Regions from separate parts of the Homo sapiens genome. Here region 2 is linked to region 1. A link is a loop called in an ENCODE intact Hi-C map of the cell type or tissue named here. Cell type or tissue: dorsolateral prefrontal cortex. All regions are shown on one strand. Each heading gives the region's core, and the rest is flanking DNA. Links, peaks and the distances in the headings are about the cores only.

Evidence for each region. A loop is a pair of places that touch in the nucleus more often than their neighbours do. Peaks named below come from ENCODE experiments on the same cell type or tissue, not always from the same donor. Only the 100,000 strongest peaks of a DNase experiment are listed, where the experiment ranks them.
Region 2: it touches region 1 in a loop (2.8-fold over the local background); 5 of 110 quality-filtered maps call a loop at or near these places.

The regions. Positions count from the first base shown.
Region 1 is chr16:4,690,792-4,698,598 of GRCh38, reverse strand. It overlaps MGRN1 (mahogunin ring finger 1), which reads right to left. Exons shown (of 17, transcript NM_015246.4): 17 at 7,627-7,807. It overlaps NUDT16L1 (nudix hydrolase 16 like 1), which reads right to left and starts at 5,037. Exons shown (of 3, transcript NM_032349.4): 1 at 4,720-5,037; 2 at 4,361-4,621; 3 at 2,755-3,641. The coding sequence starts at 4,872. The coding sequence ends at 3,420. It overlaps ANKS3 (ankyrin repeat and sterile alpha motif domain containing 3), which reads left to right. Exons shown (of 18, transcript NM_133450.4): 14 at 1-172; 15 at 537-622; 16 at 1,183-1,266; 17 at 1,495-1,582; 18 at 1,703-2,088. The coding sequence ends at 1,571. RefSeq lists enhancers at 3,007-3,507, 4,110-4,617, 4,618-5,125, 5,377-5,466 and silencers at 4,217-4,716, 4,827-5,186. In dorsolateral prefrontal cortex, for the core only: CTCF peaks have their summits at 3,355 and 5,007; DNase peaks (open chromatin) are centred at 3,258 and 5,018; H3K4me3 peaks cover 2,768 bases; H3K27ac peaks cover 4,184 bases.
Region 2 is chr16:4,506,010-4,514,220 of GRCh38, reverse strand. It overlaps HMOX2 (heme oxygenase 2), which reads right to left. Exons shown (of 6, transcript NM_002134.4): 3 at 7,209-7,326; 4 at 6,017-6,508; 5 at 4,683-4,809; 6 at 3,874-4,592. The coding sequence ends at 4,465. It overlaps CDIP1 (cell death inducing p53 target 1), which reads left to right. Exons shown (of 6, transcript NM_013399.3): 3 at 77-175; 4 at 370-525; 5 at 1,157-1,430; 6 at 1,538-3,552. The coding sequence starts at 91. The coding sequence ends at 1,649. Among named protein-coding and RNA genes, the nearest start is that of CDIP1, 29 kb to the left of the region's middle. RefSeq lists enhancers at 1-476, 477-1,004. In dorsolateral prefrontal cortex, for the core only: CTCF peaks have their summits at 2,366 and 2,569; a DNase peak (open chromatin) is centred at 2,560; H3K27ac peaks cover 3,072 bases.

The DNA.
Region 1 (7,807 bases), core at 2,762-7,761:
GCTGCGAGGAGGTAGAGGCCACGCGGGGCCAGGTGTGTCAGGAGCAGGAGCTGCGCGCCGTGGTGGAGAGCTGCCTGCTGGAGCAGGACCGCGCCCGCGAGGACCTCCAGGCCCGGCTGCGGGAGACGTGGGCCCTGGCCCGGGATGCTGCCCTCGTCCTGGACCAGCTGCGGTGAGTGGCTCTGAGCTGCCCTGGGCTGGGTCTCCAGTGGTCAGCCACCTGGCCCCTGGGCCCCCACACATCCTTTCCTCCTGATTTTGTAACTGAGGGGTGGATTTCAGGGTCTGGAGCCACCCCACCCCCATTTCATCAGGCCCTTCCTTCCTGCAGGCAGACCCAGGCAGGAGTTGGGTCCGGGAATCTGCACCGGTCGCCCTCCTGCTCTTTAGTGCAGCCTCATGGGGCACTGGCCCAGCCCATGAGGGCCAGCTGCAAGGACAGGGCTGAGCCCCTCCCTCCCCTAGAAGGTCTGAGGTGGGGGCTCTGCAGCGGCCAGGCCTCTGCTCTCACCAATATTTGTTTCTGTGTCTGGCAGAGCCTGTCAAGCTGAGCTGTCATCTCGAGTGAGGCAGGACCAGCCCCCTGGTGCAGCCACTCTGGGCCTAGCCGTCCCCCCAGCTGGTAAGAGCAGTGGCCTGACTCCGCACTGGGCAGAGGGGAAGGTGGGGGAGCCCTGAAGCCAGGTTTGACCCAGTGGGCTTGGCCTGGTTCTCCGGCCGGCAGCCACTCTCCCAGGTCCCTGTGTGCACATGATCCCAGAGTCCAAGGAAAAGAGGGGGCCCTGGGGACCCAAGCCCACTTCCTCACCTGTGACAGGAAAACTGCCTATCCCCCAGGGGTAGGAGGTACTCGAGAAAGGCCCTGTGCCTTGGCTGGCTGTGCTGTGCTGAGACCGCCAGTGACTTCTGTAGCCTCCAGCCAGGGCCCAGACCCGGGTCCCCACCGGCAGAGCTTTGCCTTCTCTCGGGCTGACCCGGGCCTCGTAGTGTTTGCTCAGCCTGTGGGAGGAAGGGCACAACAGGGCTTCCCTGCCTCGGCCTTGGGAGGTTGCTTAGACACTGTCAGGCGGGTAGGGAGGTTCTGATCCAAGCAGGTTCTCCTGGTTGCATGGGCTCAGAATAAAGCAGGGCCTGTGGGGACGCAGACCCCCAGCTAACTCGGTCCCTGCACCTGCACCACAGACTCCAAGGGCTGGCAAGCGTCCCTGCAGGCCATGAGCCTCCCCGAGCTCTCGGGAGCCCTGGAGGACCGTGTCCGTGAGATGGGTGAGTCTCCGGGGACCAGACGACTGAGCGCTCCTTTTGTTTCCGAGGGAGGCAAAGGGACCCCTTTCCAGGGAAAGCGGGTTTGTGTCTCTCTACCCCAAGGCTGACCTCGGGGCTGGGGCCATAACGGGTGAGGGGCAGGTCACATCCTGCAGCTGAGACCCCGGGGCAGCACCACCCAGCCCTCCTGAGCCTGGCCGGGAGAGGCTCAAGGTCATCATTCCTCAGGGCAAGCACTGTGCTTAGTGACCCAGAGCCTGGAGAAGCTGCAGGTGCTGAACGGGAAGAAGTGGCGGGAGACCTAGCCTGCGGGCCGGTGAGTGTCTGCCAGCCTGGATCCCGCGTGGTGGGAGCAGCAGGGCCTGTCTGGGCGGCTGCAGGTGTGGGTATGCACCCACCTGTCCCCCTCCCTTCTCACCGGGGCTTTTTCTTTCAGAATCTGACGTTGGGTGATTGGTCCACCCTGAAGCTGTGTGCCAGGGAGTGAGGAGGACAGTGAGCAGGTAGCTGCCATGTGCAGCCCAGGCCCAGTGGGGGCCAGAGGATCAGGCCCCGGGAGCAGCCGGCAGACAGAGGCAAGACGGGGGCTGCGGCCCTGGCTCGGCAGCTCGGGCCAGCACTGAGGCGGGACGAGGGCCTCACCCAGAACCTCGTGGTGAGGCCCAGAGTTCATGGGCTGCCCTGGCCCATACCAGGCAGGGCCCTGGGGGGAAAGTGTATCCATATACACGCACAGGTGCCAACTGAGGTGGGACCTTAGGAATGAGGACTGGGGCACCTGGAAAATGCCATTTTTTGGAAAATAAAATTTAAGAACAGCTAGTGAAGGGCTCAGTTCTGGTCACATGACATGAGGCACTGGCCAATGCAGCAACCCTGACTGCCCTGTCCTCTGCTGTTCAGGGGTGTGTCTTTTGCTCCTGGAGCCCAGACAACTCAAGATAAGGCTTTGAGAGCCAAGAACATCCCCAGCCCGCCGTAGCACAGGGCCTCCCCCGGGACATGCTGCTCTCACACCGAGCTCTGAGATGGAGCTGGGCACACTGCCTCCCTCACCGGGCCAGGCATGGGCTGTGCAAATTTTCTGACGATGCCGCTGGAGTCTTTCCAGATGTGGGGCTGTAGGAGACCACGAGGGATGGCTCTGCTGCTGTCCTTCTGCACAGTAAGCCTGCACTTCTACACCATCCCCTGGAGCTGCTTGCAGACAGTGGGGAATGGTGGGTTTGCAAAGCAAAGCAGGTCAGCCCAGGTGCAGCCAGGGCCACCAGGATCAGGAAGGGGAGCCTGCCCTGAAGGTCTCGGCCCAGACGCCCCAACCTGGCTGATGGGCACAGCATTCATGCTGGGAGTGCCCCCAGTAAACACTGGGGAACAAACGTGCCCCTGGCTGGGGCAGCTCCTCCCTCCCCCACCTAGGGCAGGGGGCCTGAGCTGGTTCCATCCAGAACCAAAACAAACACACAGGGCAGCTGAGAAACACACAGAGCAGCTGCGGAGCGACTTTATTGTCTTCTCCTTCGACAGCTTCGTTGTACATAGCTGGGCCCCCGAGGCCCTGACTGTCCCTGGGAACCAAGCCACGTGGGGTGAAGCTACTTTGAAACCTCACCCACAGTTCACACGTGGTGAAAGAGAAAATCTAGCAAAGTAAATCCAACAACAACCCAAATTAACAGTATTATTAACTTCCTACCCCAAGCTGGCTCTCCCCCAGGCCCTGAACTGGCTCAGGAAGGAGGCAGGAATGAGCTGACCGAGACAAGGCATCCTCCACCCACACATCCCATCTTCTGAGTGGTCCCAGAGCTGTGCGCCACCCCTGTGGGACAATCAGGCACTCCTGGGTCTCTACCAGCTGTGATGAGACGTACAAGAGGAGGGTCTGAGCCCAGAATAAACAAGAGCATCCTGAGGCTGGAGAGGCAGGCCCAGTGTGCCCGGACCACCCTGCTCTGCCTGAGAGGATGGGCTGGGTTCCAGCTGGCCCGGCCGCCACCTAGTGACTGCTTGGGACAGTGGAGATGATGACAGGATGCCCACTCGCCCTAGGCAGTCAGAAGCGGGGTACACACAAACACTCTAGAAGCCACACTTAGCAGGAATTCCCAGTCTTCCGGCCCAGGGGAGGGTGCCACCAGCTCAGGCAGCCCTCAAGAGGAGGCCGGGAGCAACTTCTCCAGGGCCTTCTTCTGCTTCTCGGTGGCTGCAGCCAGGGCCTCAACCAGCTTCTCCTCGGGCATCATGTTGAGCACCTTGAGGGCAAAGAGGAGCTGGCACTTAGCCGTGCTCACGAAGGCGTTGCTCAGGAAGTTGGGGAAGCCTCCGACTCGGTCCTTCTGGGTGTACAGCGGGACCCGCACGAGGCCCAGCACCTGCGCAGACAGGAGGTAGGGGTTGGGGCCAGGCCTGCCACACAATGGCACCTCCAGCAGGAGGGGCCTGGAAGCTATGAGGCCAGGGTATGAGCAGCCAGCTTTGCCAAGGACTTAATGGGAGACCCACGCAGGGCCTGGCAGAAGCCAGCCAGCTCCCTCGGAGCAGTGCAGCCCCCTCCTCCCCAAGCAAGTGTGGAGGCTGACCCCATGCACTCCCCCCCCTCGTACCCAGGCCACCCCACCCCGGGGTCCGCACCCCATGCTCCCCCCGTCCACCCAACGAAGCCTGAACACCCGCAGTCCAGCCCTTCCAGACCACAAAGTACAAATCCCAAGAGCCTTCACGCCCAACATGAGGTTCCCAAGTTTTACAACCCCCGCTGTGCTCAAGTTTCCCAACTCCCCAAGCAATCCCCGCTCCTCCCCCATCCCTTCCTCCCCACCGATCCCACTCCCCCACTCCCAGGATTGGCAATGGCAGGCAGCAAGGCGGATGTAACACAGCCCTGAGGGAGCCCCAGCGCCGGCCCCCACCCCCGCCCCTCCTTTCCCGGCCTCCCAGCCCCAGACCCCTCTCCCCACCCCATTGCTGGAGACAGCGACACCCGACCCAGCCCGGCCAGGGGACCCTCAGGAGACGTGTTACCCATCGGTGCCTTCCACGGGGCCAGAGCCAAACCCCGGGGCGGGGGGCGGGGCCCGGGCGGCGGCCCCACCTCCAGGCCGTGGTCGCGCGAGTGCACCGCGCTGATCTCCACGGCGTGCAGCTGCTCCAGCGTCAGCTGCCGCGCGTACAGGTGCGCCACGACGCGGTGTGGGCCCTCGGTCAGGTGCGAGCTCAGGTAGTCGGCCTCGGTGAGGCGCAGGCAGCCCAGGCCCAGGCCCAGCACCCGGTTCAGGCCGTCCTCCAGCGACCAGAAGCGCCGGTCCACGAAGCCCCCGGGGAAGCCCAGCAGCCCGTCGAAACGCATCTGCATCTGCAAGGGAGCGCGGGTCACAGCCGCGGGGTCGACGGACGCCCCCGCCCGGGCCCGCCCGCGCCGGCACCCTCGCCCGCGCCCTCGCCCGTCCTCACCAGCACCGAGAAGCGCATGGGGATGCGGCCGAAGAGCTGCCCAGGGTTGGCGGCGTACAGCATGGCGTGGCACGAGTGGCTCCAGCCCGGCCCTAGGCGCATCGCCTCCACCCGGCTGATCTGCTTCAGCTCCGGAACCGCCGCCGTCGACATCTTGGCACTGACCCCGTCCCCGCCGCTGCCACTTAAGAGCATGCGCGAGCCCGCCCCCGCCGTGCCTCGCCAATCCGCGGGCGGCCGCGCCCCCGGGTCCGGTTCCCCCGCCAATCGCCGGCGCGCCCCGGGACCGAGCCCCTCGCAGCGCCGCGGTGCGTCGTCGAGAGGTGCTGCGGGCGGTGTGCAAAGGAGGGCGGTGCGCGTCAGCCGTCACCCAATAGTCGCACACCCTGGGCGGCGGCCCCGCCTCCGACGGGAGAGCCTAGACGACTGGTCGGTGCCGTGGTGGCTCAAGGTTGACATTGTGGGCGACGAACATCTTCCTTGGCGCCCCAAAGCGGACAGCCGAAATTCCCTGCGGTTTCTCCACCCTCGATGGCGCCGATCCCCTTGCGCCCACCCGTTTCTCCCCAGGAGGCCGACCCGGCCCGCATGGCCCCGTCCATCCGCAATGGCACCCTTGGCACGACCACACGAGCCAGAGATGCCCCGGAGCCTTGCTCCGCCAGCGCCACCGGACCCAAGCCCGGAGGGAGATGGCCTTCGCCTGCCATGCACGACAGCTGTCCCGACCTAGCCACCCTGCTGGCAGGCTCGATCCAGGACAGCACGGGGAGCAGGGCTTGGCAGGGCTTGAGTGCCCCAGTCCCCGAGTCCACGCTGGGTCAGGGCGGACGACCGGGAGCTCTGGGGCTCTGTGGACCCAGCTTGCTGGGCAGAAAGTGACTTAAATTCCGGGGCTGGACCTTTCCAGCATCCTCCAAGCCGGGCACCCTGTGCCAGGTACTGTGGGGGGAAGAGGGGTTTCCCCAATTTACGATGAGGAACTTGGAGCTCAGAGAGGGACATAACTTGCCTAAGTACAACTGGCAGTTGATGACAGAGGCAGAATCCCGATTCCACAAGGGCCTGAGGTACTTACCACTTACCTTGTGTTTGTACTGGAGATGTCTCTGGGGCTCAGAAGCATCCGAAACAGCCCAAGGCAGAGCGAGGTGCCCTGAACTCCATGATGGCAAGGCTCACCTCACCAGCAGCAGGGCCCAGGGCCACTTTCCTCCCCACCAGGGGAATGGATTTGCTGAGCACATGAACCCCCCTGCCTGCACTCACAGCATGGGTGCCCAGGGCTGGGGCACAGCCTCGGGAGAGCCGTGCAGTGAGGCCGAGCTCGCTGGCACAGAGAAGGCTGCCTTCAGTGGAGGCAGGCAGGAGAAGAGAGAGGGAGAGGGTGGGCATTGGAAACTCACCTGTTAGGTCCGTGGTGGCCTCAGATGTGGAGAATAAGGACCCAGAGAGGGCACCTCTCTCTCCTCCTGTGGCCACCAGTGGGTCAGGGGTCACATGGGACAGCTGCAAGCAGCAGGGGAAGTCCAGATTCCAGAGTGAGCGACCATGTGAGAAGGCGAGAGGGCAGCGAGGGGAAGGGTCCTCTCACCCAAAGAGGGCCCCACCCCTAGGCAGCCAAGCCCAGCCAGCGCCCAGGGCCCGTGGGACGCAGGGGCAGAGGAGGAGAGGCTCCCCTTGCTGCAGCCCCTCCCCGAGACCAGACATCAATACAAGCGCTGGCTCTTCTGGGAGGTACAGAGGGGGAGCCCATCTGGCCCATGCAAGCACCCGTCTGACACCCTGGGCACCCCTCTACCCACACTGGGATGGGGCCAGACCCAGGCAGGTCAGAGCAGCTGCAGGGCCCATGGGTGGCAGCCTTCTCGGGGCAGGGACTGATGGGCTAGAACACGGGCTTTCCCTCCACCCTCACAGTCTTCAAAGAAGGGCCATGGTGGCAGCTTGACCTGCACGCAAAGGAGCTGGGGCCCTGAGTGGTAGGCAGTGGTGTGGTGGGTGCCCTGGGGCACTGGCCACTCCCTGGGCAGGGGAGCGGGGGCTGTGCAGAGGCCTGGGGCCGGGCTCCAGCCTGCGAGCCCACAACCATGGGCAGCTAGACCTGCTCCCACCGTCCGGCCTCCACACGCCAGCCGCAGGGTGCTAGCACTGCTTCTCCGCTTGGAAGCCTGTTTTTAAAACTGACTCCCCCTTATAAAAACACTCCAGCAGCCCCTACAAGCTCTTCAGTATCTATCCAGCACCCTTCACTCCAGCCAGGGGCTCCGTCCCCAGGGGACACATCAGGCTCACTCCTGCCACCTGGAACACTCTTCCAGGGCCAGCTCCTCCTCAGCCCTCAGGGCTGTTTAAGTCTCCTCAGAGAGGCCCTCCCTGCCACCCGGTTAAATGAGACCTTGTACGGGTTCATCTCACCACCATGCTGACTTTCTTCCTAATAGTAACCAAACCTGGCAGGATTCTGATTAGCTGCTGGGCATCTCACTGCCTGGAAGGCAGGCGCCCGGGGCCAGGGCCGGGGCCTCAGCTCTTCTGCCTCCACTGACGCACAGCAGGTGCTCAGCAAATGCCTTGAGATGATCAGGACTAGAGATGGGGACCGGAGCGACTACTCACAAACCTGGAGGCCCTGGGCTCCCCAACCACCTGTTCACGAGAGAGCCCAATCTGGAGGGTGTGGCTTCCCTCCAACCAGACAACTAGCCCTGACAGGGATGGCTGGGAGCTGCCCGTTCTCGTTAGCCCTCACCTTGCTCACTGCCCTGACCCCAGAGGGAAGCCAGGCAGAGGCCGTGGAGCTGCCACGGTGCGGGAGCCACCGCCAACCACCCAGCGGCAAAACTCCGGGTCAGGAAACAGCCACAATCCTGAGGGCTGCACCCGGAGGAAGGAGCAGACAGGATATTGCTGCATGATTTTATTACTATAAATATACAGTAAAAACGAACCAACGATGAGCCCATCTGAGCACATCAGACGGCAGCACATGGGAGTCCCAGCGGGCCACTCTGCGGCCCGAACTTCACGCAAAGCTCTGGCACCAGGACTGATGGCCAGAGGCTGGGGCCTTGGTGGGGGCGGGGGG
Region 2 (8,211 bases), core at 476-5,475, 180 kb after region 1:
GCCACCCCACAGGGCTGAAGGAGAAGGAACCTGGCTGGGAGCTTAGTTCATGTCTGGGTTTTCCCTCCATGTCCAGGAGAAGCAGCGAAGATGTCCAGCGAGCCTCCCCCTCCTTATCCTGGGGGCCCCACAGCCCCACTTCTGGAAGAGAAAAGTGGAGCCCCGCCCACCCCAGGTAGGGGGTCACTGTTCCTGAGGCTCCATATTGCAGCCCCCTGCCGCCATGGCATGGTTGGGACTCTCTAAGTGGTGATGCCCACTCCAGGGTTACCCCTGGGCCCCATCTGTGTCCCAAAACAGTGGCCTCTGGTCGAGCTCATCGTGCAGAGGCTCCAGCTCAGTCTCCTCTTTCTGCCTCTCTCTGTCCAGGCCGTTCCTCCCCAGCTGTGATGCAGCCCCCTCCAGGCATGCCACTGCCCCCTGCGGACATTGGCCCCCCACCCTATGAGCCGCCGGGTCACCCAATGCCCCAGCCTGGCTTCATCCCACCACACATGAGTGCAGATGGCACCTACATGCCTCCGGGTGAGTGGGGAAGGGATCTGAGGGGAGCATGGGGAACTCCTGGCTGCTGTCTGGCCTGCGCTGGCTGTCCTCAGTACAGGTGGGCATCTGCTGTAGGGCAGGGACTCCAACACGCCCAACCAGCCCTTGCCTAGGGCTCAGGCTGTGTGTGGACAGGGACTGTGGACGTGGGAAGGTGGGACTGCTCTTATTCAGGCTGGTCAGGAAGGGCTGGTCCTTGGCACACCAGGACCTGACATGGGTGGGGAGGGGCGCCTTGTGTGCAGGAGAGGGGTGGGTGACCCGCAAGGCTTTCCCTCTCTTGGTCATGGGCTTGAGGCTGAGTGCCCTGTCCTTGCATGCTGGAGACAGACAGAGGAGCAGAGGGACCGGGCCATGTGCCTGGCTCTCTGCCACATCTGTCATGGGCCCCAAGGGGTGGGGACCAGGAAGGGCTGGGAGAATGTGGCCCCACTTGACTTAGGGCCCCAGCTGTAAGGCCTCCCACTGGCCCGTTAGGAGGGCGGTAGGAGGTCTGAGGCGTAGCCTTGCACGCTGGGCGCTGTGGACCGTGGGGCTTTGCGCCAATCTCTTTGTCTGGTGCAGGTGGCAGGCCAGTGACCTCTCGCCTCCATCTTCTGTGCCATTCCAGGTTTCTACCCTCCTCCAGGCCCCCACCCACCCATGGGCTACTACCCCCCAGGGCCCTACACGCCAGGGCCCTACCCTGGCCCTGGGGGCCACACAGCCACAGTCCTGGTCCCTTCAGGAGCTGCCACCACGGTGACAGTGCTGCAGGGAGAGATCTTTGAGGGAGCGCCTGTGCAGACGGTGTGTCCCCACTGCCAGCAGGCCATCACCACCAAGATCTCCTACGAGATTGGCTTGATGAATTTCGTGCTGGGTTTCTTCTGTTGCTTCATGGGGTAGGTGGTGTGGGCACTGGTAGGGTGGGGGCTGCACCAGGGTCAACTGGCTGCCTCTGCCTCCTCCGCAGCAGGCCTCAGCCTGTTCTTCCCTGTCTCTGATTCAGATGTGATCTGGGCTGCTGCCTGATCCCCTGCCTCATCAATGACTTCAAGGATGTGACGCACACATGCCCCAGCTGCAAAGCCTACATCTACACGTACAAGCGCCTGTGCTAACGGAGCTGGGACTCGGGACTCCCCCGCCTGTCAGTCTGGCCCCCTGTGCTTTGCTCCCTGTGCTCAGTGGTCACTTTCCCGCTCCCACTTGGGGCTGGGAGCCGTGCCACCATCCCCTAGAAGTCCTGTCCTCTTCACCCTGCCCTACCTGAGCCGCTGACTCTTCTGGCAAAAATTCTGTTGGGATTTAAGGCCAAGGGTCAGTGGGTGGCAGGGGGCTGACAATGAGCTTGTGTGTTGTTGGTCTGCTTGGTGTGTGTGATCGGGAAGATAAGCTGGGAGGGGTCTCCTGCTGGGGTCCTGATGCCTCTGTTTCCAAACAAGGTACAGGTTCAGTCCAGACTCTTTCCCCCTGGGACCAACAGCAGCCAGAGCAGTTAGCCAGTTAGTCCCCAGGCCTGTGGCCACAGGCGTTTCTGACCTGCTGGGCCGAGAATGGGTAAGTTGTCTGGAGTCAGGTGGGCCCACGTAGGACAGGGTCACAAAGCCTGGGTTTGTTTCTGGGTACTTTGCGCCTCTGGGGTGCTAGAGGTGGGGCATGGTGGCTGGAAGTAAAACTGCCAACTCTGGCCCTCAGAACTCTCAGGTATAGAAGCCCAGGATGTCTAATACCCTGTCCCAGTGCCCGAGAGCTGCCTGGTGTCAGGTAGAGAGGACACTGTACCTGGGTGAATGATCAGACCCTGGTAGCTAAGAAGGAACTTGTCCCTTTGAGTCAGTGTGCAGACCCCCTTTCAGGCCATGCCTCTGTGAACCCTGTATTGCTGGGGCCGGAAGGAGCCCCTGAGCCTAGCCCCTTCCCGTCTGCCCTGTGTCCTCACTGCGTGTGGGTATGACCTCTGCCTGGTGGCTGGTGTATCCCAACTGGGCAAGAGATGGCAGAGGGTCCCCCTTGTGGGTGCGCTTGGATGTGCAGAGCCTTCTCCATGGATTTTCTTCCCTGTAAGTGCCGGGCCCCTCACCCCAGCTGACAGGCTGTTGCTGTGCCTGCTCACACCTGCTCCTGCAGGCACACTGGGCTAGGGACGAGGAAGGAGCAGCCACAAGTGGTAGAACTGCCTTGGTGGACACCAGCCTCGCCCTGTCTTTATTTCCTGAATGGTTTGTGAACTTGCTCACCTGGACCACTGTATCCTGCCACTGTCCTTCCTGGTCTCGCACTGCCACTGCATGGCCTCCTGTCACTGTGAATCGTGGCCCAGTCTCAGTTTGTAGTTTCTCATTAAATTGGCCCTTTCACTCCCCCGCCCTGGGCCTCTGCTCTCTTGCCTGGCTTCCTTCTTTTTTGAGGGAAAGAGGGTGGGGCTGCAGGCAGTCTACTGGCAGGACGGGAGGCTGAGTCCTCAGGGTCTCACACCCTCAGTGCTGATGCCATGCCAACTGCCTGGGACAACACCAACACGTAAGGACCTAATTAAACCAAACCAGAGTCGGGTGTAGACCAGCCCTGGGATTTCCAGCTGTGACTGGGCCAGGGCACACGTTGGTCTCGGCAGTGGCTGTAAGGTCACCTTCCTTCCTCTGATGCTGGTTTCAACCATCTATATATGGCATCCACGCATGGGATCTGCAAGCTGGAGCCCTCCTACCCGCAGGCTTGAGCACAGCATCATCCAGCCCTGGGGAGGCGCACCCTTAAGCAACACAGACTGGGCTGAGGCTGACAGGCAGAAGACTAACAGAGCGCAGTCTGCACACGCAGGTTCTGGGCGACCTCTGGCCCTGGCCATCTCTGCACTAACTCATCTGAATTATGAAGGTGGCAGTCTTGGTCAGTAGTTTAAAGAGTTTCCCTACTTTTTAACCCTTTTTGAAATAAAACTTTTACAGGTAGTAGATTCCTATTAATAAAATTATTTAAGTTCATGTTTCTCTTTTAGAGAATGAATTGTTTAAATACAAATATGTGCTTTTTTAAAACCCTTATTTTTAAATATATATATATATTTTAAAAAAACCTTTTAAGTAGGAAACCTCTAAGGTATTTCTGAGCTAAAAAATAGCAGTGCTGGATACACTTTAAAGATCTTTGCAAGACGGTTAGAGTGACTTTGCTTTGGAGACTAGAGGTGCTGGAGAGTAGACCCAGAGCAGGAGGTGGCTGCTGGGAGCCATGATGGACGATGTCCACTCCCCACACAGACATAACATGCCCTTGCTTCTGAGGGACTCTCCTATGGGGAGGTGGCTTGACCCACCCGGTGCCAGGAGGCAGGGAAGGAGGTAGCTTGCAAAGCCCACTTTATTGAGTGCTGGAGCATTTACACAGCGCGGAGGAGGAGATAAGCTGGGGCTGAGCAAACCGCACCCAAGGGGTTAGAGGGATTCTGGGTGAGAGGGATGAGCTCCCAAGGCCTCTGAGGCTTCCACCCACACCCACCCTCACTCCCAGGGTCCAAGAGAGGCCCAGAAGTTGTACAGCAGCATCCAGCAAGGCCCCCTCGCACAGCTTGGACTTACAGGCCACTCACCTCCAACAGGGGAGATAGTCACCCATGTACTGCAAAAACAGGGACTACCGGAAGCAGCCTAGGGCCCAGAAGTGTGGAAGCCTGGAGTAGAGCTGGGTCGGGGGCCAGGCTTGCTGCACTGTGCCGACTGCTCCCAGGGTGACGGCCTGTGCCCAGTGCGGAATATGGCCCATAGAGAGGATGCTGTCAGGCAGAGGCTCTAGCATCTGGCTTTTATTGGTTGCCTTTCTTAAACCCAGCATTTTTTAAAAAGTCACCTGAGGTGGTAGTTTAGTCAGGGCTGGAGAAAGGGGTAGGCCAGTGGTCAGTCGGGAGGAGGGTACCGGTGTGGCATGATGGGTGCTTCACATGTAGTACCAGGCCAAGAGTCCAGCAGCTAGGGCCACACCAGCGGCCAGGATGAACTGGAGGCTGGGCTTCCTCAGCACAGCCATAGCTGTTCGGAAGGGACAGCTGCTGCCCTCCAGGGCACCTGTGTGGCAGCACCAATAGGAGACATGGCATCAGTGGAGTCTCCTGCTACACCTGCCCCAGGAGGGGAGCTCAGGACACACAGACCTACCTTTGTCTTGTTCAGCAGCGTAGAAAGGGCATTTACGCATGTCTCCTTTCCCATCGTGTACAGGGAACCCATCCTCCAAGGTCTCTCTGGCCAGTGTGGAGCCGGCCTGGTCCAGTTCATTGAATATCTGCAGGAGCAGAGGATCGACTGAGCCATCTTTGGGCTGCCCATACTTTTTTTTTTTTTTTAAATGTCTTTTGAGATGAGGTCTCTGTTGCCCAGGCTAGAGTGCAGTGTTATGAACATGGCTAACTCACTGCAGCCTCAAACTCCTAGGCTCAAGTGGTCCTCCCACCTTATCCTCCTACGTGTGTGTACCACCATACCTGGCTAATTTTTAAATTTTGTGGGGAGATGGTGTCTCACCTTGGTTGCCCAGGCTGGTCTTCAACTCCTGGGGTCAAGTAATGCCCCTGCCTCAGCCTCCCAAAGTGCTGGGATTACAGGCATGAGCTACTGCGCCTGGCTACACTCTCCTTTTAGAGGACGCCCTCCAGAGAGAGTGAGCTGGAGCAGGTGAGCTTGCTCAGGTGTGCCAACTACACAGCAAGCAGCACTGGTGGGCGGCAGCTGCACTGCCTGATGGTCTTCCCTCCCTAGCAAGAGCTCTGGGGAGGTGTGGATATTGGTACCCCAAGAAGGCTGCCAAATGCTGGGTCTCCCCTGGGAACTGACCAGAGATGTAGCCTTCTCTGAGGTGGCTCAAGCCACTGAAACTACCACAGCACAGACAGGAGGGCATGAGTACATCCCCATTTCTAGGTGCTGGTTATTTTTTTATCAAGAAGCAACAGAAAACCTGGAACATGGGAGAATGAGACTGTGGCAGGGCATACTCATCCTGAGTGCCCTGGGAGGCCTCAGTGGAAGCTGACAGGACCTGGGGACAGAGTAAGCTTCCCCAGGTTCAGCCTCATCTAAAGGCTACTTGTAAACAGAGCTTATTTACTCTCCTTGGTGGCACTGGCTCTCTATTAACTTATAAAGCAGGGCTTCTCAGAGCAAAACTTGAAAAGAAAATTAACCATTCTTCAAGACCAGCATCCTGCAATGAGGGAGGAAGCCAGCTCCATTCTTCCAGACCCCTCTATGTGCGAGAGGACTCACCCTTCCCAAAACACTACCCACTGGCATCTATCACACCAGGCCTCCATGCTGGGAACCACCCACTGGGCCCACAAGCTCTGGTGGCCAATCTGGTGGCCACCTTCCTCTCGGCACCCTGCAGCTCATCTGTCCTAATGCCATGTGTGCCTTCATGGGCCACTATGGATCTGCTACCACTGTCAAAGTTTCCCTCTTCAGCCCTAGCAGCTGGCAGCCCCCAATAGTACCTGCATGTTATACTCAAAAGCCTTGTTGGCCTCCTCCACGATCCTCTCTTTGGTCTTCATGTTCAGGTCCAGGGCGTTCATCCTGGCCCGGTAGAGCTGCTTGAACTGCTGGGCATTGTCCACATTCTCAAACAGGTAGAACTGGGTCCCTTCCCCTGTGCTGGGGAGTTTCAGTGCTCGCTGGGCCACCTTCTTCAGCACCTGGCCCCCCGAGAGATCCCCCATGTAGCGGGTGTATGCATGGGCCACCAGTAGCTCCGGCTCGTTCTGCCCTATGTAGTGGATCCGCTCCACGTACTTCTGGGCAGCCTTGGGGCACTGCACCTGCTCCTCCCAGTTTTCACCAAAGAAATACTCCATGTCCTTGGTCAGCGCCTCCTTCCGGTGCAGCTCCATGGGGAAGTACAAAGGGGCAAAGGCTGGATGGTCCTTGTTGCGCTCCATTTCCTCCTCGAGGGCTGAGTATGTGAAGTAAAGTGCCGTGGTGGCCAGCTGTGGAGGTGACAGGAGGAGGCCAGCTATGCCTGAGCACACCACATCCGAGCAGCTGGATGCAGAGGCTCAAGTGACAACCCCCAACCCCAAAGACCCAATCCTATGGTCCATTTTTATGTAGTGAATTATTTAACACACAAGGAAGCTTTTGTTTCTTAAAGGAATGGCATGGTGAAGTCTTTGGAACACGCATACTTTTGCTTCCTTCACACCACTATGTTATTCTATCTAAGCCATGAGAACCAATTTTTTTTTTTTTTGGCGGGGTAAAGAGTCTCGCTCTGTCACCCAGGCTGGAGTACAGTGGGACGATCTCGGCTCACTGTAACCTCCGCCTCCCAGGTTCAAGTGACTCTCCCACCTCAGCCTCCCAAGTAGCTGGGAGTACAGGCACGCGCCACCACACCCGGCTAATTTTTGTATTCTTAGTAGAGACAGGGTTTCACCATGTTGGCCAGGCTGGTCTCAAACTCCTGGCCTCAAGTGATCCACCTGCCTCGGCCTCCCAAAGTGCTGGGATTACAGACATGAGCCACTGTACCCAGCCGAGAGCCAGAGCTTAACGTCAAGAAGGAATGGAGTGTGGAGAAAAGCCCAGCTTTTCCCTCAGAGTGGCTCCAGGGGCACTTTTCTCATGGGACCAAGGCCCCCACCCCAACCCCATATGACAGTCTGGAACCCAATGCGGGGCACAAACCTTAAACAGCTCCTTCTTAATGTTGCCTTTCAAGAAGTCCTTGACAAACTGGGTGTTTTCTGCCCGGTCGTGTGCTTCCTTGGTCCCTTCCTTCAGGAGCTCCGAGAGGTCAGCCATTCTGTGGAGAGATGGGAGGTGTTTGTGTGTCAATTAGCCCTTCCCAGCTTTCCAGAAAGGACCATAGAGAGAAGATTGAGTCCACACCCCAAGGTGACCACCTGTTGTACTGGAGGCTGGGGCTTCTCAGACACTTCACTCCAACACAAATAGCAGCAACTTGTCAGGGAACACAGGACAAGCAGACATGACATTCTGCTCCAAGGACTCAGGACACAAGGGATAACTGTGGCCTGCTCCTTGAGAGTAGTACCCACGTCCATGTGTCTGTGTTGGGAACCACCCAAATGAGCAATGCTTTGCTTCTGTGGCCACCTAGTGGTCGAAGAGACACACATCTGTATTCCCTTCAGTATTTGCTGGCTTCTCTAAGAACAGCCTGCCTTGGAACGTGTCTTCTGGAATTCACACACCTCAGTAAGGCTGTGACCATGGGTCTCCTCAGATGGCCCTACTGCCTTCCTCCCACCTTGGACCCACAGCTTCTTTGAGACTATATGTGACTAGGACCAAGCACGGAAGGATGCAAAGGAGACAACCGAGAGGCTAGGGCCAGGACGCTGGGTTTGTGCTGCTTAACGAAATTACACAGTTGTAAAGGTGTGTGGATGGATGGACAAGGTAGAAAACATGTGATCCTAAAGATGGTGGTACTTGGGCAGGGGCTTACATGTGTCCACACAATCCATCTACAAGAGTGAGAAAAATTTGGCCTTATCATGGTCTGGCTTCTGCTGTCTTCTTTAGGAGATTAGCTCGTTATCATCCATGTGCTGAGAATCAATTTATTATTAGCAATTATTTCAAGGGATAAAAAAAAAACTTGGCCAATGACAGGGCTATGAGAGGCTAATGATGCAGAACAGGGCCTGGAAGCTCAGGTTTA